Regions from separate parts of the Homo sapiens genome. Here regions 1 and 3 are each linked to region 2. A link is a loop called in an ENCODE intact Hi-C map of the cell type or tissue named here. Cell type or tissue: Caco-2. All regions are shown on one strand. Each heading gives the region's core, and the rest is flanking DNA. Links, peaks and the distances in the headings are about the cores only. Region 1 holds the start of LOC107984214 (a long non-coding RNA gene). Region 2 overlaps DNAJC1 (DnaJ heat shock protein family (Hsp40) member C1). Region 3 overlaps SKIDA1 (SKI/DACH domain containing 1).

The links. Hi-C counts contacts between places; a loop is a spot of excess contacts. Peaks named below come from ENCODE experiments on the same cell type or tissue, not always from the same donor. Only the 100,000 strongest peaks of a DNase experiment are listed, where the experiment ranks them.
Region 1: it touches region 2 in a loop (6-fold over the local background); 9 of 110 quality-filtered maps call a loop at or near these places.
Region 3: it touches region 2 in a loop (4-fold over the local background); 7 of 110 quality-filtered maps call a loop at or near these places.

What each region holds. Positions count from the first base shown.
Region 1 is chr10:21,746,353-21,757,163 of GRCh38, forward strand. LOC107984214 (a long non-coding RNA gene) reads right to left here and starts at 7,276. Exons shown (of 2, transcript XR_001747388.2): 1 at 4,088-7,276. It overlaps DNAJC1 (DnaJ heat shock protein family (Hsp40) member C1), which reads right to left. Exons shown (of 12, transcript NM_022365.4): 12 at 10,196-10,403. The coding sequence ends at 10,335. RefSeq lists enhancers at 1,658-2,157, 4,621-5,820, 4,908-5,202, 5,573-6,232, 6,233-6,893 and 3 more. In Caco-2, for the core only: no CTCF peak of the experiment used is centred there; DNase peaks (open chromatin) are centred at 5,109 and 5,424.
Region 2 is chr10:21,948,243-21,959,053 of GRCh38, forward strand. All of the region lies in intron 1 of DNAJC1 (DnaJ heat shock protein family (Hsp40) member C1), which reads right to left. Among named protein-coding and RNA genes, the nearest start is that of DNAJC1, 50 kb to the right of the region's middle. In Caco-2, for the core only: a CTCF peak has its summit at 5,521 (motif pointing left); no DNase peak of the experiment used is centred there.
Region 3 is chr10:21,512,051-21,522,861 of GRCh38, forward strand. SKIDA1 (SKI/DACH domain containing 1) reads right to left here. Exons shown (of 4, transcript NM_207371.4): 3 at 9,339-9,430; 4 at 1,425-7,608. The coding sequence starts at 5,772. The coding sequence ends at 3,046. Among named protein-coding and RNA genes, the nearest start is that of SKIDA1, 8.2 kb to the right of the region's middle. RefSeq lists a silencer at 5,248-5,407. In Caco-2, for the core only: no CTCF peak of the experiment used is centred there; DNase peaks (open chromatin) are centred at 4,261, 4,941 and 5,441; H3K4me3 peaks cover 3,490 bases.

The DNA.
Region 1 (10,811 bases), core at 1,501-9,500, 200 kb before region 2:
TGCAGTGAGGTGCCCTCTCTACAAAACAAAGTTAGCCAGGCATGGGGTATACACCTGTAGTCCGAGCTATTCAGGAGGCCTAGGTGGGAGGATCATGTAAGCCCAAGAGGTCATGGCGGCAGTGATCATGTCACCACACTCCAGCCAGGGTGACAGAGTGAGACCTCTTCTCTTAAAAAAAAAAGGGGGGGGGGCTAGCAACTGGTCGGGCATGATTACTCACACCTGTAATCCCAGCACTTTGGGAGGCTGAGGTGGGTGGATCACCTGAGGTCGGGAGTTCGAGGCCAGTCTGACCAACATGGAGAAACCCCGTCTCTACTAAAAATACAAAATTAGGTGTGGTGGCACATGCCTGTAATCCCAGCTACTCGGGAGGCTGAGGCAGGAGAATCACTTGAATCTAGGAAGTGAAGGTTGTGGTGAGCTGAGATTCTGCCATTGCACTCCAGCCTGGGCAACAAGAACGAAACTCCATCTCAAAAAAAGGCGGGGTGGGGGGATTGGCTAGCAAGGTGCAGAGTGGGTGAATTCGGGAAAGGCAGATGGGAGAAGGGAGAAGGTGGGTATCAGGAGACAAGTGTGTTATTTCTAGATCTGGGTCCAAATATTCCAGATGAGCTCACTGCCTCTTCTCTGGCCTGCTTTTTGCTGCACACTCCCAAATTCCATGAGGTTGAATTTTCAGGTTTTGTTCACAACTGTTGGTTTACTTCAGGTACAACCAGAGCTAGGCCTTTGGTTGGTGAGGACTCCAGCGCCCCACCCTCCAGGTGAGCCACCAGTGTGGCCACCACCCTTGTCTACTTTCAATGGGAGAGCCATGTCCTCCGAGTGTGGACAGTTGGCAGAGGGTGTTCCCAAGGATGCTGAGCTAGGCATCATGTCAAGCCCTTCACCTGCTTTGCCTCACCTCCGCTTCACACAACTCTGTGAGGGCTGTTTTGTCTCCCCCATTTTGCAAATTAGGAAGTTGAGTACCTTAGGAAGATACAGTCACATAGCTGCCAAAATGTGAATTGGTGCAATTAAGAACAAGAATGATCTGAGGCAGGTAAAGTGGCAGCACCCCTTGACGCTCTTAAAGCCCCTCCCGACTCAGAGTTCCTAAGGAGTGGCGGAGGCTGGGATGCCTCTTCAAGATTGAGGCCTCTCGGGGTGTGGGCTCGGCCCATCCATCCAGCACTGGCTCCCAGCACAATTCCACCCATTGCTGTGCACCCCAGCAAAACCCAGCCATGCTGTTCTTGAACATACCATGTCCCTGACATCCCTGTGCCTTTCCCAGGCATCACTGGTAACTAGAATCATAAAGGCCTGGACATGGCTATGGCTGGAGTTTGAGCTGTCCCTGGCTCTGCATTCATTCATAGTCTTTCCAAGGGGTGTAGGGGTGTGCGAGCCTTTGCCTGGGTGCAGACTGGAAAGGAACTAAGGAAGAAACCAGAGACCCCTCGGTGGACCTGTGCATTGAACTGGTTTGGGGAATTCAGGTGAGATTATGTGAGACGACTGGAGAAGACAGACAAGTTGGAATCCCCCGCAAAAAAGCTAGGGAGGCTTCAACCTCCTGGAGGCTTTTAGGGAAAAGGAATTCACCTTTTCTAAGGCCCTAGCTCCAGGCGAGCTGCTTTCTCCAACTCCCTGGGAGGGATTCTTACCCTCCAGCTTATTGGAGAGGAGACCACACAGGCAGGTTGCCATACCTCTGCTCTGGCTCTTTTGGACATGAGGGAAGCACCATAGCTCCCTGAATAGAGTGGAGGATTCTGCCGGGGTTTAGAGCAAAGGGCTCTGGAACCACCAAGCTGACCCTCACCAGACCCCTACAGAGGGGGGCAGTTGAAGTCACTGGGGTGGGAGAAGGGTGAAGACAAGGAAGAAGACTGCAGACTTTGGGGACACCAAGACTAACAAAGCAAAAGATGAAACATCTGGACAGGAATCTGAGGAGCCGCCAGGGGAACTCTTGGTTTGATTTACATCCATTTCACTCCAGAATGTGAGGCTGTAGAAAGCTGGAAGATGTCATATACCACCTTCAGGATTAAAGGGGTAAGGTCAAGCCTGAAATCACCTTTTGGACATGGTACTTAGGTATTTGGTGACATGAACAGGAGCAGCTTTGGTGGCGGGAAGAGAGGTACAGGAGTCAGATGACAAGGGGCTAAAAGGTAGGAGGCAGTGTCTAAGGCTCCCAACGTGTGCCCTTAAATACTTGATTGTACAATGAGGTTGTATCAAACCAGTGTCAGTTCACCTTGCTTTAACAAAGTGCCATAATCTGGCCGGGTGTGGAGGCTCACGTCTGTAATCCCAGGACTTTGGGAGTCCAAGGCAGGAGGTTCACTGGAGGTCAGGAGTTGGAGGCTGCAGCTATGATCACTCCACTGCACTCCAGCCTGGGTAAGACCAGGACCCTGTCTCAATGACATAATTTTTTAAAAAATGCTGTAGTCTGGGTGGCTTATATACAACAAATATATTTCTCCCCGTCAGTGAGGCTCTGTTCCAGAGGCAGAAGGCCAACTCACTCGGAAGGGGGCAACTCTGCTCTCTGGCCTCCCATTCATGGGGGCTCCACCCTCCTGATCTAATTATCTCCAAAGGCCCCACCTTCTGATCCCATCTCCTTCGAGGTTGGGGTTTCGACACATGACCTTGCTGAGGGGAGACAGATATTCAGTCCATTGCAACCAGTGAAAAAAGAAGTTACCTCATGGTTTGCAGCAAACTCAACGGCATCTTCATTTTGGTAGTACCTTCCAAAGTTTAAAATTAAAGCATGAAATTCAATTTGTGCTGATCAGGTTTGTTTTCCTTCAAACTCTGATGACTGCATCTGGGGTTTCTCACTTGGCTCCCGTAACAAGCAGATGGATGAATTAGGGGATTCCATCTTGGTAGCACTGCCACCTTGCTGGTTCCCCAGGGCTCCTCCAGAGCAGGCAAGGTCGGGTGCTCTCTGCAGCTAAGTTGCCCGCGTACATTGAATTGCTGAACAAAACAGGGTCCCATTTGCTTTGCAGGCTCTTAGCCTCATGCAGTGGTTCTTCCTGGCTGGCCAGTAGAATCACCTGGACATCAGCACCTTCATGCGGTGATTCTCTACCCAGGACCCATTATTTCCCCGCCCCTCCCCCAAGACAGGGTCTCACTCTGTCACCCAGGCTAGATGGCAGTGGTGCAATCATAGCTCTGTGCAACCTCAAACTTCTGGGCTCAAGCGATCCTCCCACCCCAGTCTCCTGAGTAGCTGGGACTACAGGCATGTGCCAGCGTGTCTGGCTGAGTTTTTTATTTATTTATTTTTTTAGAGACAGGGTCTCATGTTGCCCAGGCTGCTCTCAAACAATCCTGCCTTGGCCTCCCAAAGCGCTGGGATTACAGGTGTGAGCCAGTGCACCTGGCCTGCAACCAATTTTTAAATTCTAGTTTTTAACAGAACAGGACAGACATAATTGTAGCCAAAGAACAAATTTCCAATAGTGATTGTTTTAAGCCAAGCCTCTTAAAAAGGGAAAATAGCTGTGGTCAAATATGTCAAGATATCTACTGTTTAACTGCAGTGATATCTAACTTTGTGAAACCAAGATTGGAACCAAAATGACAGTATAAGCAATGAGACATTTTATCTTACATTTCACAAGGTATTTCTTTTTGAGTAATAACAAAAGCAAACATGACCGAGATGGCTCACTTTCCTTTATGACTGAGGCCACAGTAAATCATACAGCGACCCTACTGTTGCCCCCAAAATCTGTCAATTTCATTTTGTAAACGGTATACTTTTTAAACTGTATGACCCACAGATGAAGTTTATTGCAGTAAACTCACGTAATAATCCAGGAAATACTGACCCGAGGACGCTCTTGGTTTGGGGCCATTCCTGACAAGGCTGTGAGGGCAAGAGGCCCCCACTGTAAGCGACCCTGGCCTGGCTCCCACCCCACGTCTCAAACTCAGGAGTGAGGTTACAAAGGGAGTCCCCCGACTAGAGGGAAACACTATGCGTGTTTCAGCCCAATATTTGGAAGTCGGATTTGTTTTAGAAAATACCAACATCTGTTTTTACCAAATGACTAACCTTGTCTAGTTGCAGTCACGCAAGCCGCACGCCAAAGTCTCGCCTCTCCTCAGCCTCCACAGCCAACTCCTGGTCTTAAAGGCCTGAGCCCAGGTGCTGGTCCGTGGCTGGGAGCGGGAGGCCTGCAGCACAGGTGCCGGTGCACGTAGTTGCAGAAGATCCTGCCAGGCTGGGCACTGACTCAGGTGTCTCTGGAGCTCAGCCATTCTCTGAGGCAGGTGGGTCTTCACGAGGGCTGGGGCGGGACCAGGACTCACCCCTACCCTGGGGCTTTCTAAACCAAAGCAAGACAATGGAAATCTCCGCACTATCCTTCCTCTCTGGGGAGTTCAGCGCCCCTCTGAAAATCTGCAGGCATTTGGGATGGGCCACCTGTTAGCAATGCCCCATAAGACAGGAAGGCCGCATTACGTAGCACCCAGGCTGGGTGTCCTGGGCCCCAGGGAACACATGGCCTCCCTGTATGCACAGAACATGATTTAAACCGTGCCATTTAAACTTCAGGAACAAGCCTAACTGCCAAAATAAACAACAACAACAACAACAACAACAACAAATACCCTAGAAAATTAAGTTGGGATGAAATATTTGATAGAGCTTTAGTTCTCTACTTGGAGAGGAGTTTGGGGGAGTGTGACTGGCATATATCAAGAAGAAGCCCTGCAGCAAGAGGCATTTTTTAAAGTGTCTGAAAACATTGACAGTGGGAAGCTTATTATAAGAGGTCTTATTCTAAAACTGCAAAGGCAATTTGAGAATACTCCAGTGGAAGACTAAACCCACAGTCTGCAACACTCAGGGTGTTTGCCAAGCACGTGTGGACCAATTGAAAACAAACTCCTAGGCAGTTCCCAAAGCAAATTCTGCAGATGAATCGGATGATTTGGTGAAAATCTAAGTAAGCTGGTCCACTGATGAAAAACCTCCTTCCTTGCATGCGCGTCCGTGTGAAGAGCCCACTAAACAGGCTTTGTGTGAGCAATAAAGCTTTTAATCACCTGGGTGCAGGCGGGCTGAGTCAGCGAAGGGAGATAAGGGAGATAAGGGTGGGGCCGTTTTATAGGATTTAGGTAGGTAAAGGAAAATTACAGTCAAAGGGGATTGTTCTCTGGCGGGCTGGAGTGGGGGTTGCAAGGTGCTCAGTGGGGGAGCTTTTTGAGCCAGGATGAACCAGGAAAAGGACTTTCACAAGATAATGTCATCAGTTAAGGCTGGGCAGGGCATTTTCACTTCTTTTGTGATTCTTCAGTTACTTCAGGCCACCTGGGCGTATACGTCCAAGTCACAGAGGATGCGATGGCTTGGCTTGGGCTCAGAGGCCTGACACTTCCCACCCCAACTTTTCCTAATAAGGCATTCTAAGGCCGTGCACGGGGAGCTCTTGCACACCTGGGGAAGAACGTGGCTTGGCTGCACATCCCAAACATTCCTGACCCTCTGTGGGCGGGGGGGGGGGGGGGGGCGGGGGCAGAACCCCCATTAAGGATAAGTAAGACAACAGGTGAGTGTGCTTCGAAAACTGGCGCTATAAATGGTTTGAAGAAATAGTAGCACTGAGATTTCTGCCCCAGTGGGGAGAGAGAATTTAAACCACTAAAGGATAAGAGACTCGGGTATCCAGGAGGATGAGGGCAGTGCCCCCTCGCCTGGTGTCATGCCTGGGAGTATACCCTGCTGCTCTGCGCTCTGCGGGGCTGAGTGGGGTGGGGGCTGCAGATAGCCTCCCTCCCTCCACTCCTCCCCCAGCCGCTCCCGTGCCCTCCTGCAGCCCTCAGAACCACAGCCCTCTCCATGGCCTTGGTCCCTGATCCTTCCCCATAGTCTTCACCTACGATTCAGACGTGGGTCTTCCGATCCAAACTCTGCCCTTAAACCACACCTGAGGAAGAAAAGGAGACCAGGCTGAGGTCAGCCCTAGGGAAGAAACGTCCCTACTCAGTGGCAAGAGGAGGAGCACAAGATGGGGGCAGAGCCGAGAGGGGCCCCGAGTGTGAAGGGCTTTCCGAGAGCAGCTCGCTGCCCCTCAGATATTAGCACCTGCATTCTGTGGACAGGAAATGAGCCCCAGAGAGGGGCTAATATCACTTGCCCAGGCCCCAGGTCATCAGCAGCAGAGCTGCTGCCTGAGGTCCAGTCTAAGGTTCTCCTGTGCACCACATGGGCCCTCCTGGGGCCGTGTCAGGAGAAATGTCACCGTACAGGCTGTGAGCCTTTTTGGGTGAGAGGCCCTTGGGGCACGCAGTGAAAGATGTGGACCCTCTCCCCAGAAACGTACACACCCAAGATAGAATGATTTTGCAAGCCCTTTGCAGGGTCCCCGGGAGTGCACGGAGTGACCCAGGCCCCTAGGCCCCGGGCTGGGATTCTCGCCCCCACGGGCAGGAGATGGAAGGAGTTTGACTCTGGCCCATCAGCGCTGCTGTGGCCATCGCCACGCAGAGACGATGGTGACAGGAAGCCAGGCTGTCAGAAATAATATTGTTTCTGCCAAGCCAGGCACTGCGTTAGAAAGACTTCACACAGATTATCTCACTTTATCATCCTAACAACCTAAGCGGCAGCTGCCATTATTCTCTATTTTCCCAGATGAGGAACTGAGGCATAGTAGTAAAACAACACACCTGATGTCACCCAGCTTCGCGGACAGTGGGAGAGCCAGCGCCCCCCAGCTCCAGTCAGGTCTCACTCCCTGCAACACGAGCAAATGGACATGGCCATGGGGGCGAGGACTGGGGGGCCTGCCGAGGAGCTGGAGCCATGGGGTCCCCAGAAGTAGAGGCCTAGAGGCAGCACCGGTACCCACTGCACCTCAGGGCTGCTCGGTGACCGCTCTCAGGGCAGCCCTGGGCTGTTCTCAAGATCAACTTCACCCTCAGGAGACTAAGTTATGCCCAGCTGAGGATGTTCACAAGGACACACTGCAGGCCCTAGAGGCAATACCCCTGGAGAGGCTCCAGGCCCACGGAGGACGTGGCGGGCCGGTGAGCAGCCCAGGGCCCTGGGCCCAGGGTGGACTGGGGTTTGCCCTCCCACCTGGGACATTCCAGGTTCACGTTTTCTCAGGTCTCATTTAACAAGGAAAAAATAGTACACACAGCACTCATGTCCCACAGACAACTTCTTTTCTTCCCTCAAAAAGGGAAAACCAGCCTGGGCCACAGAGCCAGACCCATCTCTACAAAAAAACAGAAAAAATTTGCCAGGTGTTGGTGGTGCACGCCTGTGGTCCCAGCTGCTTGGGGGGCTGAGGCAGGCGGATTGCTTGAGCCTGTTAGTTTGAGGCTGCAGTGAGACATGATTGTGCCACTGCTCTCCAGCCTGGGCAACCAAGCGAGACTGTCTCTTAAAAAAAAAAAAACAAAAAAAGCGTAAACTGAAGAGGAAAGGGAGAAAGTGGTTGGGTTGGTTCTCATGAGCAAGACGGCAAGAACAGAAAAGCAAGCACGGGCTACCTGTGGCGGCTGGGCACGGCATGGGGAGGCCTCCTCAGTGGGCAGGGTGAGGTGGCTTGGGAGGACACGGGTCTGGGAGTGGGAGAGGAGAAGGGGCACGGTGGGGCTGTCACGTGGCTGGTGGATGTGCCACGTCCCCACATGCATTCAGCACATTCCCTCTCGAGGATCCTCGCTCTCCTGCTGTGACCCGGGGTGGCAGCTGTCATCTGTCTGTGTACAGAGCTGTGCTCTGAGAGCTGGGAGCCCACACGAGTCCTGCCCAGCCTCTGACCCTGGCCTCCCCCGCAAAACCCCCCACCCCATCCTACTTCAACTGACTCCTTGGCCTCCAGAGCCCCCCGAGGGGATACCATGGGCAGCAGGCCTTTCCTGGCAGGCAGAGACAGGCAGCAGAAAACCACACTAGCACCTCACTCTCTCAAGGCAGCTGGAGAAGATGAGGACAGGGTGAGTTGAGGGGTTCCAGCAACTCAATTTCCTAAAGCACCTCTGGACCCCCCACGGGCCTCTCCCGCAGAAAGCCCAGGAAACTTATAACTGGGCTCTGGGGTGTGTGTGAGAGGAACCCAATTCAGGGTGCTGTAAGTGAAAAGGATGACTTAATGGCAGAACGCTCACAGAGTGTCCTGTGTTGTGTAACAGGCCTGAGGCTGGGCTCAGAGACCAGAGGGGCCCCCAGCCTGGCATATGGCCAGGACGATCCTCCCCTCTCCCTGTCCCTCTCCAGGAACCGGCTTCCTTCTCAGATGTGTCACTCACATGTAGCCACTGTGACTGCACAGCAGTCACCTCATGGCCCCCCAGCTGGAGGACAGAGTTCTGGGGAAGACTCGGATTCCCGTGACTAGCCTGGCTTTGGGTTGTTACAGGAAGACAGTGAGCACCACTGGAGCCAGATGACTGTGCCTGTCCCCTGTCCCCACCTGGCCAGACAGGCACCACTTCCCTGTCCCTGCTGGCTGAGGCTGATGGAAGCTGCTGCTCCCTGACTCAGGCAGTTCTGTGCAAACCAGACCGTGGAGACGGTGGCTGGTACAGGCTGAGCATCCCTAACCCCAAATCCAAGATCCGAAATGCTCTCAAGATCCAAATTTTTGGAGTGCCAACGTGACGCCACCAGTGGAAAATTTCACACCTGACGCCTCTGCTTTCCAATGGTTCAGCAAATAAACTTTGTTTCTTGCACAAAATTATTAAAAATATTGCATAAAATTACCTTCAGGTTGTGTGCATACAGTATATGTCAAACATAATGGACGTCTGTAATCCCAGCACTTTGGGAGGCCAAGGCGGGAGGATCACTTGAGATCAGGAGTTCGAGACCAGCCTGGGTAACATGACAAAACCCCATCTCTACTAAAAATACAAAAATTAGCTGGGTGTGGTGGCACGTGCCTGTAATTCCAGCTACTCAGGAGACCGAGGCAGGAGAATCGCTTGAACCTGGGAGGCGGAGGTTGCAGTCTACCGAGATCGTACCACTGCACTCCAGCCTGGATGACAGAGCGAGACTCTGTCTCCAAAAACAAACAAACAAACAACAAAGAACGTGGTGTTTAGATTTGGGTCCCATCCCTGAGCCAACTTATTATGTATATGTAAATATTCCAAAATCAGAAAAAAAATATGCGAAATCTGAAACTTGTCTCAAAAATTTTGGAAGAGGGCTTGCAATGTGCTGTTTTTTCACTTTTCCGCTGCTCTTTTTGGGATGAGGGAGTTGGGTATGAGGTGTAAGTTCCCTACGTCTGCTCGGCCTGAGACCTGAGGCAGCCTCTGTCACCTCCTGTCAGGGAAAGGGCTGGGGACTTACCTGGTTCCACGTCCTCTGTATAGAAAGAAGCTTGCACTGCAGAGTGGGGATCTCTGCCACCCAAACTTTCCTCCAGGAAACTGTACCCTCACTTTACTCCTTAGGGAATATGACGTCTTTAAGATATTTTATCAAATCACGTCCCTTAACTGTGTTCTGGTTATCTTCATGATTTTCAAGTTTAGGCAAGCTGTGTTCATCACACTATTTCCACGCCCTGAGCAAATGACAGAAGATTTAAAAGGAGCGCTCAGCTGACAGTGACAGTTCAAACATAGCATGAAAGACTTCGACAGAAAGTAATAGTATAAAATAGTGATTTTTAACTTAGGTATGAAAAAACGGTCCCAATTTCATCATTTCCTGAAAACGGTCCTGCATGTTCTCTGGAAATTCTATCAGGTGGGAACACATTTCTATCAAGCAGCTCAAACTTAGAGTGTATTACCTTATGTCCTCCTTCACCTAGACTGTTTTTTTTCCCTAGATATATTTAACTAATTAAGATAATCTCACATTGTTCTTAGCCAGCCAGCTGGATACCAACCTGGTTTTCTTCCTCCCCAAGCAATTGATCTTGCTATTCAACCCCCAATAAAGACACGAACTGCTGTGTTCTTTGGTCGTGGTTTTAGAGAAACATTAAATTTGAATTCTTACACATTAGTTTGTTCACATGTTCCTTCAAAACCACATATTTTTGCCTGATCATTAGAAAGCACTATTTGTTTATTCCCTAAGAAAGTACACTTTGAAGTGATGAGAAATAAAATAATCTGCAACATACCCAAATCCTTTTTCCCCCAGCACAGTATTTGTTTAAACAGTATAGCACAACACTCATCTTTTATTTATTTATTATTTTTTTTTACTAAGGCACATGACGTAGAAATATTGAGGTACAAAATGCAAATTTCTGCATAAGATTTTTAAGATATTCATTTTGGAAAATGAAGGTGAACATCATCTCCCAGAATATTCAGCTTTTAGCTTGTTTTTTCTTTTGGACCAGTTCAACCAGCAACTTGTACCTAGCGATACAGTCTTCCTGTAGGAAGAAAAAAAGAGAGGTGAGAACAGTCACTTGCACAAGTCAGTGTGGTCATCATGTGGCCGGTCTGCTGGCTTCTGCTCATGAAGAGCCTCACGTCCAGTCCCTCTGCCCAGAGTTCCCGGGATGTCCTGGAGTCCAGTCGCTCACAAGGCAGACCGGTCTGGGCAGTGCGAGAAGGGCTCCTGCAAGCCCAGCCCAAAGGGAAGGTGCTTGGCGTGGAGTGAGGGGCTGGGGCGGCCGTTTGTGAGGCGTACTAGCATCATAATCGGGTCTTTCAGCCTGCTAACTCTTATTTTCATGTTAACACTTCACTCTTTTATCACAACATGCTACTTTAAAGAAATCAAAAACCCTGGGGCCAGGTAGCCTATTAGTCTTCTTCCGTGGGTCTGGCTTTCCCTA
Region 2 (10,811 bases), core at 1,793-9,792:
ACCACGCCTGGCCCAACTTGCAGTCTTGAATGTTAAAGTACCTATCAAATATGAATATTTGAATTTCTGTATATTTACTACTTTGCAAGAATGCCAGAAATCATTGCACAAAATAATTTTAGGAGCAAAGTAAATAAAATGTTGAATCTAAGAAGTACTTAGATATAATATCACAAAAATCTTCAAGTCAGTATTATTGAAATTAATGTGGAAATTTCTAATTCCAGGCAGAGTGTGTTTGGTAACCTGTAGTATATAGCACAGGCTCCCTTGGCCAAGCTTTAACTTTCTGAGGTTTCAGTTACCCATGGTCAACTGCAGTCTGAAAATATTAAGACATTTTGAGACAAAAGAGAGATCATATTCACGTAACTTTTATTATAGTATATTGTTGTAATTGTTCTATTATTATTCCTGTTAATCTTATTGTGCCTAATTTATAAATTGAACTTTATCATAAGATATGAATATATAGGAAAAAACATAGTTTCAGCCATCCATTGGGATTTTAGAACGTATCCCCTACAGATAACGGGAGACTACTGGACATTAGGAACCCAGTTAAGGTTCAAAAAAAGCTTGGGACAAGTTAAAAGTACCTCTTTTTAAAAATGCTTGCCACTTATCTCAGCTTCATGCTTCACTCCCTCCCAATTGGAGAATTTCTAGGATAGAGATGCCAGTAAAACTCATTTAATTAATTCAGAAGAGTAGCCAAACAAATTGTATCTGTCCCAGCAGGAAGTCAGACCTTATCAGTTACAGTGGAGGCAATATTTTTAAACTTTTGCTCATCTTCAGTAGTTAAAGTTTAAAAATCTGTATGTATATTTGGGTTAAGTGTTTTCTGACTAATGCAAAACAAACAAACAAAAACAGGAAAAAAAGTAAGATTCCAGGAAAGGAAATGAAATAACTGTACCTAACCAGTTTTAAAATGAGGGTTCAATTTTCTTCCTTCGCATTACATACCTATGAGAACCAGAAATAAATTGTTGAAATAATTTTTGGATATATTTGGGTATAGTTTATCGTTCTCTGCTTTTAACCAATTGGATGATTTTGAGTCATTTCCAGAACTAGAGTTATGTCCTATTCTATTTGGAAGTATCCATGCTTCAATAAGTGATTGCTCCCTTGCCCTTCCCCCTCCCCCCACCCCCTTCTTCTTTTTTTTTTTTTTTTTTTTTGAGATGGAGTCTCTCGCTTTGTTGCCCAGGCTAGAGTGCAGTGGTGTGATCTCGGCTCACTGCAACCTCTGCCTCCAGAGTTCAAGTGATTCTTGTGTTTCAGCCTCCCAAGTAGCTGGGATTACAGGCACCTGCCACCATGCCCGGCTAATTTTTGTATTTTTAGTAGAGACAGGGTTTCTCCATGTTGCCCAGGCTGGTTTCGAACTCTTGACCTCAAGTGATCTGCCCGCCTTGGCCTCCTGAAATGTTGGGATTACAGGTGTGAGCCACCGCACCCGGCCAATAAGCGATTGCCCTCTATTGACAAACTAGGTAAACCAGTCCTCGAAACCTTTGGAGTTAACTTGGTAATTGGGAGAGTTAAGGAGGACTGATATTTCATGGAATATAATCACAGCACACTTTTAATCTAGTTGCGTATTTATTGGCGTGTCATTTTGCGTGATGACCAGTGTTTAGAACTGGGTTGATTTCATTCAAATTTGCTTCAGTTTTTGCTTAAATTAGTGTCCTGTACTAAAAATGTTCTTAGTCAAATTTTCCATGTCATATAATTTTCTCCTGTGGTAGTCTACAAATGCAAAAATATGTAGTCATCCACAGAATCTTTTTTTTTTTTGAGACAGGGTCTCACTCTGTTGCCCAGGCTGGAGTGCAGTGGCACAATCCACCTCACTTTATTGTGCTTTACTACATGTTGCGGCTATTGTATCTTTTTCCAAATTGAAGGTTTGTGGCAATCCTGAGCCAATCAAGTGTATGGGTGCCATTTTTCCAACAGCATGTATTCCCTTCCTGTTTCTGTATCACATTTTGGTAACTCTCGCAACATTTCAAACATTTTCATTATTATTACCTCTGTTATAGTGACCTATGATCAGTGATCTTTGATATTACCATTGTAATTATTTTGGGGAGTCACGAACCATGTCTATATAAATTGGTAAATTTAATCAATAAATGTTGTATGTGTTCTGACTGATCCGACGACCAGCTGTACCCCCATCTCTCTCTTTCTCTTTGGGCCTCCCTGCTCTCCGAGACACAACAATATTGAAATTAGGCCAATTAATAACCCTACAGTGATCTCTAAGTACTCAAGTGAATGGAAGAGTCACATATCTCACACTTTAAGTCAAAAGCTAGAAATGATTAAGTTTAGTGAGGAAGGCATGTTGAAAGCCAGGACAGGCCAACAGCTAGGCCTCTTGCACCAAACAGGCAAGTATGAATGTAAAGGAAAAGTTCTTGAAGGAAATTAAGTGCTACTCCAGTGAACACATGAATGATAAGAAAGTGAAAAAGCCTTAATGCTCATACGGAGAAAGTGTGAGTGGTGTGGATACAAGATAAAACCAACCACAACATTCCCTTGAGCCAGAGCCTAATCCAGGGCAAGGTCCTAACTCTCTTCATTTCTGAGAAGGACAAGAGGGTGAGGAAGCTGCAGAAGAAAAGTTGGAAGCTAGCAGAAGTTGGATCACGAGGCTTAAGGAAAGCAGCCATCTCCACAACATAAAAGTGCTAGAAACAGCAGAAAGTTCCGATGGAGAAGCTGCAGAAATGCTTTAATTCAGACTTGGCATTGCTGCCAGATAGATTAAAAAAAAAAGTAATCTAGATGGCCAGGCGAGGTGGCACTTTGGGAGGCCAAGGCAGGCGGATCACAAAGTCAGGAGTTCGAGACCAGCCTGACCAACATGGTGAAACCACGTCTCTACTAAAAATGCAAAAATTAGCAGGGCGTTGTGGTACGCACCTGTAATCCCAGCTACTAAGGAGGCTGAGGCAGGAGAATCACTTGAACCTGGGAGGCAGAGGTTGCAGTGAGCTGAGATCATGCCACTGCACTCCAGCCTGGGTGACAGAGCGAGATCCATCTCAAAAAAAAAAAAAGTAATCTAGACAAGCCTAAAATACTACAGATGACACTACACAATGCCAATATACTGGTTAAAAAAGCAGAAAACTTAATCTGGCAACCTAAATGATTATAAAATAGAGAAATTTTTCTCCTACCAAATTAAAGACAGTTTAAACTGTTTCTATAGCAAACAACAGCTTTGTGCTTTATTCGTTTTCCCTTAAAAAAAAAAAGTTTAACAATGTAAAATTAACTTGATATATAAACCATTCCTTCATAGTGCAAGTGCTTCACAGAAATGGAAAATATCAGTTTCCCTTTGTCCAGAGAGACTCAAGTTACAAATTAAGTCGAAACTTACCCATAACTATTTTAAATAAATTTATTTCATTAGTAACTACTACTACAAGGTAACCACTAATAAATATTTGTAGTGGCATAATAGTTCCTTAATGTGGAGTTTTCCTACCCCTGAGAAACAGGCCATACTTTTACAAGTTCACTTTGTTACACAATTAAAAGCTAATTTAATGCAATTATATAAGTTTAGAAAGTATTAATAAAAGAATGCTTGAACATTTATGTGATGTTCTTGAAATGTGTCCCTTTGTTAATAAAGTCCCAAAAAATTTAATTAGATAAGGAACAAATAAAGCAACACATGGCTTTCTGGGAGACTGTTACTACTGAGGTGATTAGCAAGCAAATTATGCTGCAAATTTAGCTGACTATACATCCTGAAATGAATTTAGACCATATTTGCTTAGCCAAATAGAAAATCAACTGTTGCCAACATTATTGTTAAGTGTAATTATAAAAAATTACTGGCAACTACTCTGTTTTAGTAAGGTTTTTGTCTCAATAGAGAATAAATAAAACATTCATTCATGAAACTGAAAATAAGTAAAACCCCCAAAAACTACTTTTCATGCTTCTCATATAATTTTTCAGTTATACCTTTTTTCAACATAAAACAATTATTATCTCATGTCAATTTCAAACCAAAGATTACAAGGCTTCCAATATTTTGAGTCCATAAAAACAGACAACTTAAAACAATAGCTTTTTTTTCTTCACTGAATGCTTTATGAGACATCAAAATTAACCTAGGTAATTGTGTACTAGTAGAAAAGTAAGAAAGCTTCCTATTCTTTTTGTTTTTTTAAAGACAGGGTCAGGCAGGCGTGGTGGCTCATGCCTGTAATCCCAACACTTTGGGAAGCAGACGCAGGCGATCACCTGGGGTCGGGAGTTCGTGACTAGCCTAGCCAACATGGTGAAAACCTATCTCTACTAAAAAAATACAAAAATTATCCAGGCATAGTGGCGTGCGCCTGTAATTCCAGTTACTCGGTAGGCTGAGGTGGGAGAATCACTTGAAACTGGGAGGCAGAGCTTGCAGTGAGCTGAGATTGCGCCACTGCACTTCAGCCTGGGTGACAGAGCAAGACTCCGTCTCAATCAATCAATCAATCAATCGATAATAAAGACAGGGTCTCGCATATTGCCCAGGCTGGTCTCAAACTCCTAGGTTCAAGCAATCCTCCCACCTCAGCCTCCTGAGAAGGCCAGCTGGGAAAAATCACTATTCTTTCTTTTTTTAAATTCACCATACAGGGTCATTCTCAGAAAACTTATTGTTCTTGTTTCAAGTTTTCTTATTATTCAAGAAGTAGACACTAAAATCAACAGTGCACTAAGAACATTAACATCATATTTCTACTAATAATGACAACTTCCCTTCAATATATAGTGATAACAGACTCTCTTGACTGTAAAAGGAAAACATTACTGAAGAAAGTAAGAATATTTACTAAAGAACATATATATTCTTTAAAAAATTATTTTACATTAAAATTCCTAGTTTTTAATTTTTTTAGTTGGGCAATTGAGTTGGAGTAATAGTTATGTTCTCTTGGGAACTCAAATGTTGAATGATACTAGGCATAATAATATAGATGGTCAGATTTAATTATAGTGCAATATTGATTTTAAGCACCTGACTTCTTATTAAATATCTTTTACTAACTTGTTAGATATGCAAATCATTTATACTAGATAGAAATGTTTGACTCAAAGTTTAACATACTTTTCAACAAATATTAATAATGATTTAAAAATGTAAGATACTTAAATAGCCATTTTTTCAAATTATTAGGTAATTTGGTGAATTAATTTCCATAATTACATCTGAAATAAATTCACCCTTAAATATTATTTTGTAAAAATCCATTCTGGATTTAATATATTATGTAAAATAATATAAAATATGCATTTGGAAAGATACAGGAAATGTTTTCCCTTAGAAAGTACTGAAGCTCCATCTAGAGGCTTTTCCCCCTATTACTGTCACTTGCAATATAAGTAATATCACCTAGAAATGTGAATAATATTAAAATGTCAGGGATTTCCTTTGTACCTACGCTTTTGTTATTCATAATGAGTTCTTGCCCTAACCTTCTCAGGGTAGAGCTCTAGCTCCATCACTGCCATCAAGTGGTAAAAAACTAAAACTGAACTTTAAAAAAAAAAAAAAAAAAAAAAAAGAAGAGGAAAAAAAAAACCAACTATGTATTCTTCACCACTTACACACTTTCCTTTGTTAGTTTAATAAATGGGTTTGTCTGTTTAACCTTTGCTATTTATTGTTTAAATCAAATTATATAAAAAAGTTGCCATATGTTTCTAGAAAATAGCACTGTACACTGTCTCTCAATCTAAAATTTTTTCTGGGCATTTTTATATTTGCAAGGCATATAAAAATATTTTGAATTAAACCTTTAGTTAAATTATGTGTTTTAATGTAAGTACAGTTCATGAATTACTCCACTGAGAGGAATAGCGATGAGAAACACAAATACTTACTCGGGATTAATGAATTTTACAGTACACTATAATACTTTATAAAAAGAGGAAATAAAATTATGATGTGACTAAATTAAGTATTTTCTCTTGCCTCTAAAAATAACCTAGATTTCATAAATCAGACACTCTCATTGTACTCTCAGGATGTAGTCATAATGATACTTCCCAAAAATGTCTTCACTAGCCTAGAAGTGAAGAAAGATCAGAATAAGCATCTAACACTATGTTGCAGGAGCTGAAACTTTCAAAGAGGCAAAAACTACAACTACAGAATCTAGGAGAAAAGGCCAATGAAATAATATCTCAGTCGAAGGGCTACTGCTCTACAAAGAGGCAGCATCGCCCCAAACGTAATTTTTCAAATATTAAAAAAACAGTTTGTATAGGAAATAGTAGGCTGAAATATAGAGTTAACTTAGTAACTCTCAACAACCATGTTTAGAAACTCCCCCAAATTACTAAGATATCTTTATTAATTGGCCATCCTTTTGATGTTATATAATTGGTTAGATTTTAGTTTTTACTGAGAAACAATAAAACAATAGCAGCCAACATTCCTACTATGTACCAGGTACAAATCTAAGCTTATCACATAATAAATGTATTAAACAGCCTCTCAACAACCCTGTAAGATAGGTACTACTATTATTATAATATAATGAGGAAACTGGGCACAAAGAGGTTAAATAACCACCCACAGTCACACAGTTAGTAGTGTGGCTATGATACAAAACCCGAGCAGTGTGCCAGGGTAGTCCTCACTCTTAACCATTTTCCTTTAAGTCAGGTTTTCTCAACCTTGGCACTATTGACATTTCTGAACCAGGTAATTCCTTGCTGTAGGAGGCTGTTCTGTGCATTATAGGATGTTTGGCAGCACCCCACCAGATGCCAGTAGCATTACCCACTCCCAGCCCCCCAGTTCTAATAACCAAAAATGTCTCCAGACATTGTCAAATGTCCCTGGGCAGGGGGGAACAGCCCCCAGTTCAGAATCACTGATATAAAATAAAAATTTAATCCGTTATAACATTGCAGGAACAAATGATAAACAATTTACCTGAAATTAGTTTTCCCCAATTTTAACTTACTTACTGGAACATAGAAATTCTTAAATCTACAGATGATTTAGAATAGTAACACTCTACATCTTACTATTTAAGGTAAAAATTATATGAGGGGCAAACCTCTTCAGGTAAAATTTATGTAAGCAAACTTGGAAATAATGGAGATACAGTGTATACAGAAATTTCATCAAAATTTTTTAAAGTATTACCTCTGACAAATGGGACTGAGGGCCAAAGGATGAAAATATCACCTTTTACTTTACATATTTCTGTATTATATTAAATTTTTTCCTTTTGATTCATTTTTCTAATAACAAAAATTATATATATTTATAAACATGATGTTTTGAAACAGGCATACATTGTAGGATGGCTAAATAGAGCTAATTAACATTTTCATTACCTCATATACTTTTCTTGTAATGAGAACACTTAAAATCTATCGTATTTTATTAAAATTTTATCAAACAATATTTTGTTTTTTACTAAGTTTTTTAAAAACCAAATTTTAGGAAAAGCATTTTCTTTTTGACATTAGCATCTCCATATGCTTACGCTTATAAAGTAAGCTATTTTCACATATTGTGTTATGTTCTCTCCCACATGCTAACATAGAAAATAACAAATTCATGTGTCTTTGTCCATCTGTTTTGCATTGTTGTAACAGAATATGTAGATGTAATACCTTGATTCTTAAAAACTACTTTAAAAAATTTAAAGAAAAAACTTATTTTACCTTCGAATTCTTTTCATGTCAGTATATACAGGCCAATCTCATTATCTTTGTATTGTGATGCTCTAACAATACCCGAGACTGCGTAATTTATAAAGAACAGAGATTTATTTCTTACAGCTCTGGAGGTTGAGGAGTCCAAAGTCAAAGGGCCCACTTCTGGCAAGAGCCTTTCGCTGCATCATCCCATGGCAGAACACAGAGGGCAAGAGAGCACGAGGGACAAAGAAGGGAAGAGGGCTGAACTTATCCTTTTACCAGGAACCCACCCCAATAACTAACCATCTCCCACCATAACTGCACTAACACTTTCATGAGGGTAGAGCCTTCATGACCTAATCACCTTTTAAAAGTCTCACCTCAACACTGTTGCATTAGGGATTAAGTTTCCAACACATAAACTTTCGGAAATACATTTACATCATACTATCATGACAAAAATAACTGTGTCTAATTAGAAAAAAATTATTAATTAACCATAGGTTTGAAAGTTAATAGATTAAATAAGAGGACACTAGAGGTATTATTTTCAAGAGTGCTGCTTATATATACACATATAAATTTATGTACATACACATAAATACACATACATATATAAATACATATTTATGTACATATATAAACATATGTATATAAATTATATAAATATAATTTTTATTTATATATAAAACACCTCTCCCATTACCACAATGGGCCAAGCCACTATAATTTTTTGCCTGGATCATTACAAAATCTAACATATCTCCCAGCTTCAGACCCTACCTGGCACCTTGCCTCAACAGTCTATTTTCAGCACAGCAGCCAGATTAAAACAAAAAACAGATGCAGTTAAAAGCCTCCAACAGTTTATACATAACACACACACACACACACACACACACACACACACAAGTAGGTGTAAATTTTTCTTTTCAGACAATTCTTATTTCTAGATTTTTTTTTTTTTTTTTGAGACAGAGTTTTGCTCTGTCGCCCAGGCTACAGTGCAGCGATCTCGGCTCGCTGCAACCTCCGCCTCCCGGGTTCAAGTGATTCTCCTGCCTCAGCCCCCCAAGGAACTGGGATTACAGGTACCCGCCACCGCACCTGACTAATTTTTGTATTTTTAGTAGAGACAGGGTTTCACCATCTTGGCCAGGCTGGTCTTGAACTCCTGACCTCGTGATCCACCCGCCTCGGCCTCCCAAAGTGCTGGGATTACAGGTGTGAGCCACTGCGCCTGACCAGAATTCTTTGTAATAACTTTAACCATATGTATTTTGCCAATCCCTGATTATAGCACTGTTTCTTATTTCTGATTATTCAGAAACCCTTTAAAGAAAGCATGGAAGAATAAAGCCTCCTCTATTCACTTAACTTTATCATTAATACTTTCATTGTCATCTTAATTCTTTTCCTCTATTATCCTATTTGTTTTTACTGCTGTAAATAAATTGTACATATTATATTGTACCTTCCTTTTGTCAGTATATATAAAAGTTTCCATTTTACTTCATAAATTTAATAAAGTAATGTTTATGTTTATGGTCAAGTAATGTTATAGCTCCACTGAGTTAATTTAGTATAATCTACTTACCCATTCATATTTGATCTTTGCAATAGTTCTGTACTATATCAAATTGGCAACTAAACATTTTTCATGTGTTTACTTTCTTCTCTATCACCACGGCCATTATTTAGGCTTTACTCATCTTTTTTCCTTTTCAGTTATTTAGTCTCTTTATACTTTGCTTTCTGTCAATTACACAAGTAACACATGAATAAATAAATACATACATTCTTCTTCAAAGCCTCATTCTCTCAACAGAAGTAATTATCATCAGTTTGGTACATATACTTCTCAATATTTTTTTAAAAATGTGCTTACTTTCATATATGTGTACATGTAGAAATGTTCCACTTTCTTTAAGTGATGGTACATTAAGTGACGGCAAACTTAATGTACTATTATTAAGCAAAATACCTTTCTTATATTAAAACAGGCTCATAATACCTGCTTCTGTCCATTCACATATTTCTCTACTGGGCTTTACTGTAATATTCAGTTTCATATAAGATATGCTACCTAACACTGGTTTTACCAAGGATTTGGCTTTTTATTAGAAGCATATAATTGAGAATACCATTGTATTAAATATATACTATTTTAAAACAGAAACATATAAGTAGAAACCTGAAACTAAAACTATAATGGAGTTAAAAAGTTCAACCAAAATTTCTCCATATAATACTAATAAAATTTTAATCCAAATGATTGAGAAATGAAGGTTTTTTTCTTTCTTTCTGGTATTTATGTATTTTTAACAGCTTTATTTAAGTATAATTTACAAACCATAAGAGTCACCTGTTTTAAGTGTTTAGTGATTTTTAGTACATTTATATAGTTCTGCAACATCACGATAATCTAGTTTTAGAATATTTCCATCAACCCAAAAAGATTCCTTGTACCTGTCTCCACAGATTTGTCTTTTTTTTTTTTTTTGAGACGGAGTCTCGTTCTGTTGCCCAGGCTGGAGTGCAGTGGCGCGATCTCGGTCACTGCAACCTCCGCCTCCTGGGCTCAAGCGATTCTCCTTCCTCAGCCTTCTCAGTAGCTAGGACTACAGTGCGTGCCACCACGCCCAGCTAATTTTTCGTATTTTTAGTAGAGACGGGGTTTCACCGTGTTAGCCAGGACAGTCTCGATCTCCTCACCTCGTGATCCACCTGCCTCGGCCTCCCAAAGTGCTGGGATTACAGGAGTGAGCCACCGCGCCTGGCCCAGATTTGCCTTTTCTAGGCATTTCATATAAATGGAAGGGATGAGGTTTTTCTGATATATTTAAACGTCAGATTTGGCAGAAAAAAAAATCACTATTTTTTTTGCAGAAAAATTTTGCTGTTGAACTTCTTTCTAAAAGTTATTAACATGCTTTGTTCATTTGGTAAGAACATTTTGAATATAACAGAGCTCCTTCTCCTTCTTTACTTCCTACCCTTCCTTCTCTTCCTTTTACCAGTTTATGCTCTTTTAATATTTAACAATCTTTACTCTCAACAGCCCGGTTTCTCAGTACAGAATGCATGGAAGGTATGAGGAATTGGCCTTT
Region 3 (10,811 bases), core at 1,900-9,899, 440 kb before region 2:
CAAGTTACTGCATACTATTTGGTACACTTTCCTTACAGAAGCCCTAACTCAGGTTTTGCTGTGGTTGGCTGGCTTATGGTAGTACTGTGGGGTGAAATTTGTGTTGACTATTTAATTTCTTTCCTTTTGATGGTATCACTCTGGAAAGCCTCGGCCTCCATGCTGTTCATTCTCCAGCTCCTATAAACTGAAACTATTGATTCTCTGAGGGTTAGAGACTAAGTGTCAAAGCTGGAGGCCAATATTTTATGTCAGAAATTCCACAGGGTATATTTGTTTTAAATTGTGCTTATTCCATCTTACAGTCCTTCCACATCCAAGATCTGTAGACTTCAAATTTATTCTCACTTTATAATTTAGGAACAATGAGTCCTTAGCCAACAAGAGAAGTACTAGTCTGCGTGTAGTAGTCACCGTACTTTGAACTTTCTTAACTTAGAAGTAATTAAAGAGTAGAAATTACACTCTTCCAATGTGTGTGTCACACTTTTTACAGATTGATTTTTCAGGACAACTTACTGCACCTAAATTCTGTATTGCTTTCCAAAGAGGAAAGAACTGAGATTATGAAGCCAATTGTTTAGCTTTCTGGGGCTTTAACTATAACATGGACTGGTCTTTGGAATTATATACAAACAAGAATTCAAGGATACCATCCCCAAATTTTCACTTTGACCATATCTACCATTCCAATAAAAAAGAATCCAGTGAACCTACACCTGGCATGGCAACATTCAAGAAGGAAAGGAAGGAAGGTAGTTGAAAGCATCTGTTTACTCCATCCAAATGTATTTGGATGCAGGTATTCTCAGCCTCGGTCCTTTACAATAAGAGGAAAACCACAGAGCATATTCAGCAATTAGGGGCTGAGGCCATCCAGATCTAACTGAAACATTTATAGACAAAAGGAAAATTTCAAAGGGAATAGGAACTAAAAGGTTAAGGAAAAACAAAAACAATAGACTGAATTTCCATGAGAAATAGTGACTTAAATTCACACAGTAAACATTTCATTGGTGTTTTGTTTTGTTTTGTGATTTATGATCTATAGATGCAACTTCTTAGATTCAAGATAGCAAGGATCTGAGATACATAATTTGTCAGACTAAAGGAGGTGGGCCAGAAATTATTAGATTCAACTTTCATTAAAAAAATCACTGATCTCTGCTTCACTTTCTTAAGCCTGAAACTTTTCCTACTTGATGTGTAACAAGTTTGTAAAGTTTTGTTCTTGCTTGGAAAGAAATCCACCAGTGTTCTGCACAGAACCTGACTGGCCTCGTCACATAGTATTACAACAAAACACTACACCCAATAAATGCATTTCTTTCAGGCAAAAACATTACAAGTGAAAATGTCAACAAAACCATTCAATCCTGTTAACCGTTCTTCAATCTGGAATAAGTAGAAATGTATGGAACCAGGAATTTTAAACAGTGTTTTTAATTGAAAATAAAGCTAAAGCATGCTTTTCAACAGTGCAAATTTCCATAATTTTGATTTACTGCTTCCATCATCACAACACAGTACACCAGCATGGCCCTTACCCAGGGCTAGACCCTAGCATTTGCATGTTGAACTACTTTGATTTTAAGTGCAAATATAGATAGTCACCTCTGATTGTCACTTGCAGTAGAAACTCTCCTGCTCTATACACAGGATGGTCTGAAAACACAAGTTTTAGAGAGATGCAGAAAAAGTATAAGGTCATAAAATCCAAGTGCCTGAGTTCTGGTACCAAAAAGCCCTGAAAAAACTGTTATTTTTCATTTGGGGTATTGCAACTCTGACCCCTCATTTTCTTTTTCTTGGTTGTATTTACTGATTTGTCACTATCAAGAGTTCGGCCATGAAATATTCTGCTATTACGAGAAATATTTCAGCCCGGGCATGGTGGATCACACCTTTAATCCCAGCACTTTGGGAGGCCGAGACAGGCGGATCACCTGAGGTCAGGAGTTCGGGACCAGCCTGGTCAACATGGTGAAACCCCGTCTCTACTAAAAATACAAAAATTAGCCGGACATGGTGGCACGCGCCCGTAATCCCAGCTACTCAGGAGGCTGAGGCAGCAGAATCGTTTGAACCCAGGAGGTGGAGGTTGCAGTGAGCCAAGATTGTGCCACTGCACTCCAGCCTGGGCGACACAGCGAGACTCTCTCCAAAAAAAAAAAAAAAAAAAAAAAGAAATATTTCAATTGTTTTGGGAGTTTGAAGAGTCATGTTCAGACCACAAGATAAGCAGGACAATAGTAAGAGTCACCTTATTTAAAACCTTTGGGTGAGAACACAAAACAGACTTTTCCTGTTGCAAAGGAGTGGCTTTAAAAGTAAAATCACACCCTTTACAAAAAAAATACAATTCCGTATTTATTTTACTCAGTATGTATGAGGCAGCTTTTACTAGCATTTAATCAGGACTCACACCCCAATCTTTCCACTAAAAAAAAAAAAAAAAAGTTAAGTGCAACTACTCTTGGAGAGGGAATAAGGGGAGTCAAAAGAAAAAGATACCCCACAAACAAGAGCTCCAGAAAATAACATTTTGGGCTCACAGAAACTTCTTGCTACCTCACCTCACCTCACTGTGTAACCATGTAACCTAACAAACTTTCACTGAATTAACAGTTACACTTTCAGCTCTGAAATCTAGTGCATAAACTTAATGGCTCATTGTAATATTTATTATTCAACCTTTTGACATTTATTTGTAGCAGTTGAATTGAGGTACCGGGTGCATTATTAGCATCGAAACAGTAAAGTGTTCCAGCTCTACCGTAATAACTGAGTTTTACTTGAGTCTTTAGCCTGAAGTAGTCTGTGGAATGTAAACCAACCCTTCTCCCACCCCGCCCCCACCCTACTCCAGAAAAAAAAAAAAAAACCCGCAACGGAAAAAAAGTAATCCGATTTCTGTCTTCAAAATGCGATAAACCAGGACTCCAAAGGGGGTGTAACACATTAATGGACTTGTACAAACCATCCTGTGCAGTTTACAACAAAAGGAAGGTAATATGGTTCAAGAAAATATCTTCCAAAACATTTTTATGAATTAAATTTCCTGAATTTGTGACTAGGTGGAAGAGGTATTGCAGAACCGCCCAGCTGCCATTTCCATATAGGATGGGCCTTGTGAGGAGTTTGAGAATCCTTAGTGGTGTTTAAGGAATACGCCGGCCACAAATCCCCATCTCTCCCAATAATGAGTGATGGTGGACAAGGAAAATTTGCCATGAAATGAAATGGCCTTTTCACTGCTGATGCTACATTGCTGGCTACCTTTTTGCGTCTGTTTATAACTGTAAAATCATCCAGTGTTCCTTCATTTGTCTCAGTTTTACCTGTAGGACGAGGGCTTCTAGCTGATTTCAAATTTGGTTTGACTGGAGGTGTCTGAAGGACAGGTCGCTTTCCCAGTACTAGTGTCCGGTAATTTTTTCTCACCCTGGCACCAAATTTATATTCCCCATCCTCAGGTTTTGGAGAACCTAAAGTGCATGAAAGGCCCTGACTTTGAGCCAGTGGATTTAAGGAAGGAGTTTCTTTTTCAGGGCATGCAAAACCTTCCTTGGCTGTGGTTAACAAGGCGTCCTCCTCTTTACTCTCAGTCACACTGTAAAACTCACCCTTTGTATCATTGCACTCGCACTTTAGCTTATTTGTAAAAAGGTGAGGTTCATATTCTTCATTAGCACTACTGTCTTCTACTTTGATTTTAATATTGTGCAGAAATGGCAATGTCTTGTCGCCTGTGTCAGTGCAGGGATTCTCGGCTTTAGTTGCTGCTGCTCCTGCAGCGTTCACTTCAGGATCAGTCTGCGAAGAGGGCAAATCCGTAGCAAATTCAGGACAATGAAGGATTTTGGAATATTTTTCTGAATTTGCTTCTGCTCCTGAAGAATCATTATTTAAGAACCTAGCAGCTATTGTGTTGTTATCTGCACAGTGTGTAGTAGGAGTTGTTTGTAGGCATTTCCTAGCCTCTCGGAGTATTCTTTGTTGTGGAAATGCATTGTTTGTCTTTGGGCTAGGTGAAGAGGCCCCCTCTGCCAGGCAGTTAATTGTCAGGTCAGTTCTCTTTACAGCATTGGAAATTTCAGAGTGTGGGAATGTAATCTCAGATACCCTATCGTTCCTTATCTCAGCGAAACAACTCCCCAGGCTGGCCGGGCAGTACACCGGAGATGCTTTGGGGGCCCAGCTCTGCAGATTCCACTCCGCCGGCGACTCCGCTTTGACACTACTCTTGAGGTCGGGAAGTCTGCCGGCATCCTCGAAAGCAGCGGGTTTGGTTGCAGCGGCGGCGGAGGCCAGATGGTACAAGAAGTTGGCCTGCGCCTGCACGCTGGGAGGCTTGCAGAAGCTGGTGCGCCTGAATCGGATGCTCTGCACTGACACTTGGCTGGAGCCGGAGCTGGAGTCCGACTCGGTGGACGAGTCCTCCTCCTCCGAGCTGACTTCACTGGAATCCGAGGCCCCGCTGCCCCCCTCCTCCTCCTCTTCCTCCTCCTCCTCCTCTCCCTCCTCCTCCTCTTCCTCTGAGGACACAGAATTGCTGGAGCTGGACAAACTGGAGCCAAAATCCGAGTCGTTGGCCGCGTGGTCCGAGTAGGAGCTGGACTCGGAGTCGCTGCTGCAGCTCTCGGGAAAGCTGCCCAGATGGGGCTGCGGCCGGTGGTGGTGAGGGGGGTGGTGACTCTGCTGCGGCGGCTGGGCCCGGTGGTGGTGGTGGTGGTGGTGATGGTGGTGGTGGTGGTGGTGGTGCGGAGGCGGGCAGAAGCCGTTGACCAGATGAAACCTCTCCAGGCAAGTGGCCCCCGCGGCGGCCGCCGCCGCCGCTGCCGCCGCCGCCGCCGCCGCCGCCGCCTTGGCTTTGTAGGACCTGGGCAACAGCAGCAGGCGCCGCGCGCCGGCGTGAGGCGCGAGCAGGCAGTCCTTGGCGCCGCCGCGCTTGCGCTTGCAGCGGTAGCTCAGGCTCCCCGGGCCTCCGGCGCCCGCCGCTGCCTTGGGCTGGGGCCCGGCCGCCGATACCTGGTAATAGGCGGCGGCGGCGGCGGCGGCGGCGGCGGCAGCAGCGGCGGCGGCGGCGGCGGCGGCGGCTGCCGGGTGTTTGCTGCACAGCAGGCTCCGAAAATAAGCAGGGTCCGAGGGGAAGGCGACGTAGTTTCCCTGGAGCGGGGCAGTTTCATAGTTTAGAGGGGGTTTGCACGGCGAGCGCACGATCTCCGGGTAGTGCGAGCCGGGGTATTTGCTAAAAATCTGAGGTAGATGGGCGGCGGGGCGCGCGGCGGCGGCGCCCGGGCGCTGGGACTGCGCGCTGATTGGCAGGGGCCGCGCGGCTCCGCTCAGGCCCCGCCAAAGTTGGTGCTTGTCCTTCCAAAATCCCGGGCGGGGGCTGGCGGCAGCGGCGCGCTCTGGCGGCGGCGCCTTTGTGGCCAGGGCCCGGCCGACCCGCCTGCGCTTGGTCTTGAGGACGCGCTCGGTTTTGCAGGAGGTGTAGAGCGCTTCCACGTCTTCCCGGGAGATGAGCGTGCATTTGGCGGCGTGGAAGGCGATGCTGTTAATTGCCTTGAGTTTCCGCAACTCCTCCAGATCGCAGTGGTGCTTCTTCACTTTCAGATGATCCATGCGCTTGTGCACGGTCGTCCTCGGGATGTTTTTCAGCAGATCTGTGAAGACTTGGGAGAGGGCAAACATTTGCTTCCCTTTAATGATGAGGTAGCCGAGCCTCACGCCATCCACCTCTTCAAAACCTGACTTCAGGTCTCCCATCTCGGGCACTAAATGATCCCCACCATTTGCAGTAAATATATACGTGACGCATACATACACATGTATGTATGTTAATCCTCAGCCAGATGCTGCGTGTGTCTCAAGGCATCCTGCTAATAAAATAACAAAGACTGTTATTCCCGGCGAAGGAAGTGCCAAACTCTAGGCGAAATTATTGGGGGGGGGGAAACCCCATGAAATTACACTGACTTGATTCTTGCTTTTTTGTTGTTGTTGTTTTCGTTTTTTTAAAAAAGAGGGAAAAAACCATCCGGTTTCTGATCTGCCAGTGTGTTGGTCTGAGTCCCCGATGCAGATCAGTACCTGGGCCCCTCTATTCCTTCCTTCTCCATTGGAGCACTATGATAATGGAATGTGAAGGGAGAAAGAGAAAAGAAATGCAGCTGCTATTCCCGCCGCTGCTTTAGCTACAAATAAAATGACAGAGTGAAGTGAGCTCGTCCGGAGACACCTTCATCAATTAATTCCCCTAAAGCCAGCGCTGATTGGACACTCCTGACAGGTGATGCAATAAAAATTGATATTCCACCCCTTCCCCCCAAAATCTCCCACTAATTAGCATACCCTTATACTGCCACCTCCCCTCCCAAAGTAAATAATACAGTCGGTATATAAATCTTTCCATTAAACTATCGGAGCTCAGAAACAGCCTGACTCACAGACTTCATCAGAAGCAGTGTGTGTACGCTTAAGGGAGAAAAAAAAAAAAACCGCACCGTATATTCGCCTTTAAAGAAATACTGCCTATTTTTTTCGTTTATTTGCATTTTACCGATACAGCTATTATCATTTCAAAGAAAAGCATTTAAAAAACATTATCAAGCCGAAAGAGAGATACCCCACCCCCTTTTCCTTTTGGAAAATGGAGCTTAAGGGAAAATGTGCAGAATAGCCTGGTATTTCCCTTACAGGAGTGGGGAAGGAGACCGGCTGGGAGCTCCAAAGTTAAACCCGCCCCGTGAACCACCCCAGTGCGGACTTACGTTTGGAATTTCTCTCGATTTTCCTTTTTTTTTTTTTTTTTTCCTGAAATGCCTTTTTACAACCAGAAACAAAGTTATTTGACCAAGGAAGCAGTTCAAGGCTCCAGCTCCGAAACACTGTAACAATTCAACTGGATTTCGGTTCTCTGCTGGGGGGTGGGGTGGGGAGGAGGTAGTTTCACGTCAGACCCATAACAAAGCATAGATAAGCCAGAAATGTGTACACTTTTCCACAATTAACCGTACTGGATTGGAGGCGGGATCGTCCAAGAGTCCCCAGCAAAGCCTTTGCCAGGGTCCTGTTCACCACAGGTCAGAATTCCAGGGAGCAGATTGCTTCCTTCTGCAGCAAAGAAAAGAAACTGTCAAACGCCCAAGGTGCTTCCAGAGGTTTTACGTAATAACAATGAAAAGAAAGTGCTGATGTACGATGCAGACTGTTTCAGTGGTTTGTGATGCTTTTGGTTGGTAGTTTAGGTAAATCTTCCACAACTCCCAGTTTTTCCATCAAAGTCAAGCATCTGCTTTAACAAAATCACTTTGGATGAAAATCAATGTGGTTTAACCTCTTCTTAGTCAAATTAAGGCAAATTTTGGTGTCGTTTTCAAGGATATCCAAAATATTGCCAAATGAGAGCAAGGGTCCTCCCAGTCGCATTACCACGATCCCAAGGCGGCTCCTTGGCTGCTTTGCAAAATTCGGCAAAATCTTCTTAACTGTTCAGTGTTTGCAACTACAACATAAATGCAACCCAGGCATTTATGTGTTTCCTTGTTCCTCCAAAAATAGACACATCCGCGTGATTAAAAGAATAAACGGATATTTCTGAGCCTGCAAGAAAAAAATTATACAGTAATTTCTTTTTTCACATTCAAAAGTCCCAGCTTCCCCTGCTCTGGTCTGGATGGCACGAGCAGGTATGGCTCAAAAAAGAAAACAAAGATAAAAACTGAGGAATCAGACATACAAAAAGGTAGTTTGCCTGACAAGATGAAATCTCGGCCATAATTCCCCACCCCCACCCTCATCTCCTTTGTAATTTCCCAGGAATTTTGAAAAGAATTGGGAATTTCAAGAAGTGCATCCGGAAATTAAGGAAGTCTATTTAAGAGAGTCTGTAACTCAGGAGGTTGGGATTTGAAAAGTCAGCCCCTGAACTACTGTTGCACTCAGCACAGATGTAATCGCCGCTCTTCAACTTAATCAATGTATGTACAAACCGCGATGTCTAGTTCTTGCCTTTGAAATCTAAGGCTAGCATTTCCATCCAAGAAATCAGAGCTACAGCAAATTACATTTTTGTCCCTTGAATGAAAGAAGGATCATTGAATGGATCTCGTGATATTTCAGGCTTTAAACGTAACCGAGAGGCAGCAATGAACAATGCCTCGTCACAGCTAATACCATCCAGCGAGTTGGCTTTCTTTTGCATCTGGATCTATTACACCGTGTTTTTCTCTTTCACTTTCACAGGAGACAAAATGCACAAGGTTTAGGCAGAAAGCGAAGTTTCCAGGAAAAGCAGATGCTGGTGTTTGTTTTTAAAAGTAGAATGACCAGAGTCTTTCTATTGCCAGCAACAATAATGTCGTTTTAAAATTCCTTCTGATGCACTTATATAGTACTGCCAGCCCTCGCCCTCCCACCCCCACCCCCGCCATTCCCCTCCCCCAGCTTTAAGAATTAGACCAAAGAGTCAGCCAAGAAATAGTAAACTCAGAAAAAGCTTTTGAGAAGACAGTACAAAAGGTTGGCTAGAGCATCCTTTTTTTTTTTTCTCCAGGTAGTTTTAGTTGTTCTCCATTCCTGTTTATATTTCCTCTCTCTCTCTCTCTCTCCTAGTCCTCCTACACATAGCAACATGATTTAGTAGCTATTTCAAAACTACCTTCTTTTCCTCTCTCTTCCTCTCTTTCCACCTTTAAAATATTGGCAATATAGGTGGTTTTGAAAACTAGTAGCATATTAAGTTATTTTTTTTTAACTAAGGGCATAATCTGTTGGGTGAAATAGAGAAAAATAAAGGCTAGGGAATTTGAGAAATGTGTCTATATAGACTTTGTGCAAGTATCTCTATATGTACACTCAGACACCTTTACACTTATACATTTTTAATACTACTATTACACATCTTTCTTCGTGTCTAATACATTCTTTTGTTCCTTTAACTTCCCCATCCTTGTGTGTATGTGTGTGTTAGGCTCCAGCACTCTTGCTTGAATGAGTGCATGCACACACACACACACACACACACACACACAAACACAGAATGTGACAGACAGCTTTCTTGGGCCATCAGCACACGTTGCATATCCGGGGTCTTCTCCAGGCACATTGGGGGTCGATCCCGATAAAAAGATCTAGCAGAGGCCCCTGAGCGCTCACACATGAAAGGCAGGGGACTTTAAGATGGATTTGCATGCACACCGGGGATTTCGATCAATAGCTACCAACATTTATGGCTTAGATTATTAATGTGAAAGCTGGCCAAAAGAATGGGGATGAAAAATTAAAGGTGTCTGTTATCAATTATGCTTAAAGTTATGCAATAATTTACTTACTTTGCCTGATGTGCAGATCCAGATGTATAAAGTACTATTCTTCAAAAGCCAGGGGGTTTCTTTGATAAATTTGTTGACCATGTCAGCTGACTCTACAATCAAAGATGAACCCAATTCAGATAATGGACTGTATTCAAATTTTTTTAAGAAAAGATATATCAACTTCTATGTTTCTCAAATGCAAGTACATATGTAGATAGATATGTCCAAATTAACATTTATATATATATATCCTTCTCTGTGGGTCCAGGAAATTATTGTGAATTTAGGCACATGTATGATATGCATTGAGTTTAATTAAATGTGATTATTTACTCAGTGAGGAATGCCTAATCTACACACTATTGTAAAAAGTGCTTTAGCTTTGAAAACAAAGCTGCTTGCAAAAGGAAAATCCTCTTTAGCAAATAGAGATTGAAATATATTCCTAATGTCCACTTACTTCTGCATTTATTGTAAAAAATCAGCACTTTCAGTTTTTAAAGTGAAGGGCCATGAAAATATGAACATATTTGTCTTTACTTATCCCATATGAATGTGCTAGATTTACCTTTAGATGCTCTATTTTGATTTATTTTCACTGTATTTTATGTTTCAATACCATTGCAATTCAGTCTGACCTCTTTCCTCTGGAGCGAAGTAATGCACACGGCATTTACAGTCTTTTAAATGGTTAGCTGGGAAATGCAATAGCAATTTGCAGGAGTAGTTTACTAATGGGGAAAGTTCTTTTGAAAACCTGAAGGAAAACCTAAGAGTACTTTTGCATTTCTACACTACAACTGTCATATAATTAAAGTATTGAAGAGCATTAAAATAATCCTTTTCCTTCCAAGCTTTCACCCATACATACATAATTTAAATGAGGATCACAGCCACCCCCCCCCCCCCCCCCCCCCCCCCGCCACCAGCTCTTCACCATATACGTTTGTTTTAGTGATTGCTGGGCACATTTTGTTCAAAGTGAATTCAGACAGAAAAGAGTAAGGAACATCACAAAGGCCTCAACAATGTAAGTATGCTGGTTAAAAGAATAAAAGCCCCTTGTGCTATTAACTAAAAGTAACTATAATATTCACAAGATAAAAGTTTAAAATAATAATAAAGTCTCATATGGCTGAATTAGTTGAGGATATAAGACAATAAAATCTCAACAGTTCTTTAGCTAAGTTTATCTAATATCACATCTTCTCTGCTTTTTGGGATGGGAAAATGGGAATGAAGGAGTAGAAAATGGCTAAATTGAGAAACAAATGATAACTTAGTATATTTCCTTTAATTTTTTTTCTTTCTGGTTCATTTGAACAAATCAGGGTAAGTCTCCAAAAGGGCCCATCCCTCTGTTCTTAGGCATTTAAAAACCCTGTCTTTAACAGAAGTTTGGGACACAGGGTATATGCCATGTTGTCTACTGACCCATAATCAAAATGCAGTGACCTTCTACCCTTTTTTTGCCCCCTGACCCATCTTGAA